Regions from separate parts of the Mus musculus genome. Here region 2 is linked to region 1. A link is a loop called in an ENCODE intact Hi-C map of the cell type or tissue named here. Cell type or tissue: left cerebral cortex. All regions are shown on one strand. Each heading gives the region's core, and the rest is flanking DNA. Links, peaks and the distances in the headings are about the cores only. Region 1 has its middle 160 kb from the start of Hs3st4. Region 2 has its middle 160 kb from the start of Gm30335.

Region 1 (2,819 bases), core at 263-2,762:
ATCTCAGATTTGGCCTCACTTAGCTTTTCTATTCCATCTGCCCATTGCTATCTGTCCTTTGGGAGAAATAAAAGAGAGCACTGTCCTTTGAGATGGTATCGTCTCTGTTCTTTATTATTTGTAATGTCCCCAGAGTGGAACAGACAAATAGCATTGTGTCCATCTGCTATATAGTGCAGTAGAAAGGGACTGGGGCAAGCTGGTATCATAGCAAGGTAAGATATAGAAAACACAATGTCTACCTGGCTCTGTGCTCTCCTTGCCCCTTTGCTAATCAACTTCACCAGGTTCCAAATAGTACCTGACCACTCTTCCTATCCAGAATTCCAGGAAAAGACCTCAATCTCTCAGCAGGTTTAAGGAAATCGGCTGTGTCTGCTAGCCAGGCAGGACTGAGGATTTCGTCCCACAATTCTGCTGTGGTCTAGGTACAGAAATACAGTGTTGGAAAAGCCAGTCCCATTGTTCCATAGCATGCTAGGTGTCTACAATTATCAATAATTTACTGTTTGTGTCAAAAGAGCTGGAGAACAGACTTTGAACGTTCCCAATATAAATAAATTATAAGTTTTCAAGCTGAGAGATACCCCAGTTGCTCCTACGAGATCACTGTGCTTGTACGCCTGTATCCATAAAAGTGTACAATTATTACACATCAATGAAGAAATTTTTAAAAAGTCCAACCCTACTGTAGGCTGTAGATATTTTCCCAAAAGCCTTCAGGAGAAATGAAGCTGAGAATTAAGTACATACAAACCACACAGTTCAATTTTAATTACTAAAAATAATAACTCATGCAAACATGATCTAAATGCTTTCTAATAGTAAAACAGGTTTGATATCACAAAAATTTACACTGCTTCAAGACGGATCAGAAGTCCAGATTCCGAGTGAACGCCTTCCAATTTGCAAGAATTCAGCATCAGTATTTTAAACCGTTAATCCCATGCATGGTGATTTGATCCAAATGCTTGCTGATCTCCTTGGCTAAGGCATGCACAGACTGCTAGCATTTCCTTTGAACAAGTTCACTCCAATACTCTGCATGTACATTTCCAAACCCAATTTACAGCTAAAATGGAGGCTGGGAAAGCAGACCCATTTCTTTTCCTGAGGGGAAAAATAAGTTCCTCAAATTGTTCGTTACCTGTACTGAAGGCTGAGAGACCCAACCTTCAAACACTCTGAAAACCTCCCGGGACAAGAGGATTAAGACCTAAGTTGTCTGGGAGCAACTTGCCAAATGCAAAGAAAGCCTCCTTTTCATTGTGACCAGGCCCTTCCTGACCATCTTCCACTTCCTGAATTCTTTGAAATGAGTCATATGCTCCTTCCTAAAGCACCTCAGAGGGGAAGAAGGAAATCTGGGGGCTCCTCACACCCATCCGTTCCATTCCCCCCTTGAGTGGGATGTGCAAATTTGCGTCTCCTTGGAGCAGCCTCTGGTACAGATGGCGTGTTCTTGGGAATGTGCTTGCCTCTCAGGAACTCGCCCAGGGCAGGGCTGGCATGAGCATATGGCCTTCCCTATCAGAACAAGAACAGGGGAGTTGGGGACTCAAGTTACCCAGGAGTAGCACCCCAAAGATGGCTCATTTAGGACTAACACTAGCTGGCATACTCTACCCTTCACATAGTAAGAGCATCGTAATGGTGACTTCCTTTCTTTTCTTTGCACCATTTGACCTCAGGGGGCTTCCTGTGCTATTTAGAAAACGTCATCTCTCTTATACACACTTTGAACCTTCTAAATTACTAGATTATGTTTATCCCAAGCCTTCTCCCACATATAAATCATGTCTTTGTTTTTCTGGATTCAGAAGGAAAAATCATTTCAAGCCAAGAGATAGCCTAGTGGACATTAAATCCAGTTGCTCCAGGGCCCCAGGTAGGACAAGTTGTGTTTGTTGCCTTTGACAGGGAATCTGCAATTCTACATGACAGAATGTGGTTTCTGGGGAAACAGTCTCCTTTGGGGGATAGTCTGAGGAGCGTCACCTTCATTCAGTAGCATCCCTCCAGTTTGGGGGTGAGAAAGCAGGAACAGGGAGAAGATTCGGTCAGAGTGCAGCCTGTGAGATTTGTGCACCAGCTTGCTCCTACAGACACATCCTTGAATCTCTAAAGGATAAGCAGAGCATCAAGAAATGGGTCAAAGAAAAACAAAGGCAAGGGGATGTTAGGGCTGTGCCGCATCAGGACACACAGCAGGATGGCTCAGCTGCTACTGGAACAAAGTGTCCCTTACCAACAGAACAAGAAAGACATGTTCCCATGACACAGCTTTGTCCCTTGCCATACCACCTCCAGCAGCAGACAGACTCCTCTCAGGATTAGAGGGATGTTGGTTCTGTAATGCTTTACACATGAGACCTGGAATAATTGTTATTATTCGGTGTGATGGTGTGTAGCTTATAGCGTCTGTGACTTGACAATCAAGTAATGAGCTATTGATGAGGGAAATGAACCAGACGACAGCAGAGGCTGGAGACCATTAACATCTATGCCTGTTCTTGATGACTGTTATCACCCAGGACTCCTTAATAATAGCTCGTAATTATAATCACATTTATTGAGATGTTACTCTATACTGAGTGCTTTATACAGATGAATACATGTTAGCTTCGCAACAGTGCCTTGAGAAAAGTGCTGTTGCTATTCTGATTTACAGAAAAGGAATATAGAAGATGCAAAGAAAAAGGTCCACCATGTACCAGGGCTGGCATTCTCAAGACACACTTGCCACTACAAAGTTGTCCAAAAGCACAGAGAATGTCAAACTGCTTAAGACCCCAGGCCTGATGGCCTGAAGAGAAGGA
Region 2 (2,819 bases), core at 281-2,780, 70 kb after region 1:
GCCAGGTTTAATGCACACACTGGAAATGGTTGTATAAATTTTGACACATCCATATTCTAGAATACTATGGGACTATTAAGAGTTGTGTTGCAAAGGCAAAATTAATAGGGGAGAAATGCTTGCAACATAACGTTCGGGTGTGGAGCAAGTGTGGGAGAGAATATGGGGGCTCGTCCCTAAAAAGGTTAAAAAGTGATTGGTGCATTACATAAAATTAACTGGGCCACGTGGAGGCTGGCTGTGGTGGTGGGGAGCATGTTACATAAGAAAGCGACTTGGCATTCTATGCACACATAAAAAAGGGACAAACATAAAGGAAACATAGGGTACTTTGATGAATATTTTGAAGTCTCCATTTTATTCTGGACATTCTTCTTATGTACTGGAATGCTTCATATTATAATTGTCTCTCCTTTCCAATAGAGAAGCCCGGAACTAGTTTTTCTAGCATCCCTTGCAACTAGAGCATAACCAGATGACCTTGGCCTTTCCAATCCTTCCTGAAATGTGGGTTTGGCTGAAAAGAATTCTGGGTAACAGATGCACCTAGAAGACATTTGCTCCTGAGGATGTCCTGATGTGCTTTGAAGAAGCTGCTGGCAGAGGCCCTGAGCAGTGACACGATGCTGCTGGAGCTGTCTGCTCATGAGTGTGTACTCTACTGTTTTTCTGTTGCTTCCACATTTGACTCAGCTCCCAGAAAGAAGCTCCTGCTATAATCTTAAAGATCTTTCCTGATAACATGAGTTAACTAAACTGTTTACAACCAAGCACATGGATAAGCTCAGACTTCATTCTAGCTATGGTTCCTGGTAAGCTTTCAATACTGAAAATACATTTATCTCAGTTAATCCTCCTGTCACTGGGTCCTCAAACAGTAAGTGGCAGAGCTAAGAATGAACCCTCGCATCAACAATAACCTGAAACCCGGTCACTAACAGGGAACACACCTGTATCCCTCTGCAACCCTGTGTTTTACTCCTATAGAATGAGCAAACTGGACTGGAAATACCTCTAAGTTTATTTCCACTGTAAGTAATTAGATAGTTCTGTATTCTGGGAGAGTCTTTCCATCATTGAGAAGTCAGTTAATCCTCACTGGACATCTGACATGATGATCATCTTCTTAACATCCTAAGAAGACACTGGCAGGATGAAATGGGGCAGAACCTGCAGGTGACCCAGGAGCTTGGACCACAAAGCCCATAGATGCTTTTCCAATCATGGAGAGGGTTTGGAGTTACTTTCAGTAGCGCTATGCTCACATTCCCATAAGGAGGTTGCAAACACCTTGTCTACCGTGCCTCTACCAGCAGCATTGACCCCACAAATGCTGTACCAAGGGAGCCTTGAGGTTTTGACAGAGGCGCTGAAGCAATGGATTCTGGTAGATGAAGTAGAGAAACAAGACTGGGAAAGCTGGCTGCTCTCCCAGCACTGTTACTTACAGGATGGCCCTGAGCAAGCCCTATGGCCTCTTCAATCCCCATGATCCCCTGAAACACTGAGCACCATGGTGCAAACCAAATGAGATAATGCAAGTAGAAGCACTCTGGAAACTGAAAGGAACTACAGAGGCTCACCAACTCTATGGGGCTATTATTAATGTAGAGAGCAATCAAAGGATCTAAAACTGTCTGCATTTGAATAGTGTTTCCTATTTTGCAGCATGGTTTTCTCGTTTTGTCTTCACATGTGAGAAACTGGGGCAGTTATTATTATCTCCATTTCACAGATGAGGAAACAGGACAAGCGGCAGTGCCAGCCCTGGGAACCAGGCATCCAATTCCAACCCACATCCTCTCCTGCATATTTGCAGGTACTCCATCCCTGTCCACTGTGCAGGAACACAGCCTGGATGGCAGAGTGCACCTGTCAGCAATGCAGGTGGAGGATGTCTGCAGAACGTTAGCCCTTAGGAAGACATGTGGCTTGCAGTACCCTGGACCATCAGCTGGGCTTCCTAGGGAAAGACATGTAGACTTTCAGTTTCTCAATAGCAGCGGAGAGGCAATAAAACCCGAAATAGGGTGTTAAATGCTAAATAAGGCCTAGATAGAGTATCAGTCCATTTTCTGTTGCCAATAACATAATACCAGGGACTGGATGATTTCTACAGAAAACAAGTTTCTTTTGGCTCATGATCCTGGAAGCTCGGTGGTCAAGGGACTGCATTAGGGGATGGCTGACTTGACAACAGAGTCCTTCAATGCTGCAGGAAAGCCTGTGGCCAACGACAGGAAGTGTGCATGCATGTATTCCACAGTCTCAATCTCTCCTTGCAAAGCCACCAGAATTCCACTGGCTTTGATCCAAATCACCTCTGAGAGGCCCCACCGCTAAATACCATGGCCAGAGTAACCTCATAGAGGTTCAAATCCTATATGAACCAGCCTGGAAAGAAACAGCCAGTTGATACAATGATAGGTAGAACAGATGTTGCTAGAGCAACCAACCACAGTCTGATTAGATTTAAGGCCTGCTTCACAAGATACAACTGATGCCTATCAACTGAGCTAAGAATCTCTGGTTGGTTATGTCACAGGCCCTAGGGCAGAACCTGCTACTATTATTCTACTAGATTTAGTATCAAACTACCTTCTAACTACTTATCTTCTACCCATAAATTCATGCAGCCCTCAACCTCATCAGAGAAGCTTCCTTTGCAAGAGATGGCAATCAATGCAGAGACTCACAACCTGTCAATGTGCAAGGAATAAGAGACTGGCGTGTGCTGAGCTCGGAATGGGACAGCTATATAATACCCCTCCCTGAAAGTTCCATAGATCGTCGTGGAAGAGGGGTCAGGAGATTGTAAG

The links. Hi-C counts contacts between places; a loop is a spot of excess contacts. Peaks named below come from ENCODE experiments on the same cell type or tissue, not always from the same donor. Only the 100,000 strongest peaks of a DNase experiment are listed, where the experiment ranks them.
Region 2: a loop joins it to region 1, with 4 times the contacts of the local background. A loop is called at or near these places in 2 of 42 quality-filtered maps.

Annotation. Positions count from the first base shown.
Region 1 is chr7:123,822,785-123,825,603 of GRCm38, reverse strand. No RefSeq gene overlaps it. Among named protein-coding and RNA genes, the nearest start is that of Hs3st4, 160 kb to the left of the region's middle. In left cerebral cortex, for the core only: no CTCF peak of the experiment used is centred there; DNase peaks (open chromatin) are centred at 1,074 and 1,426.
Region 2 is chr7:123,752,371-123,755,189 of GRCm38, reverse strand. No RefSeq gene overlaps it. Among named protein-coding and RNA genes, the nearest start is that of Gm30335, 160 kb to the right of the region's middle. In left cerebral cortex, for the core only: no CTCF peak of the experiment used is centred there; DNase peaks (open chromatin) are centred at 628 and 1,703; H3K27ac peaks cover 832 bases.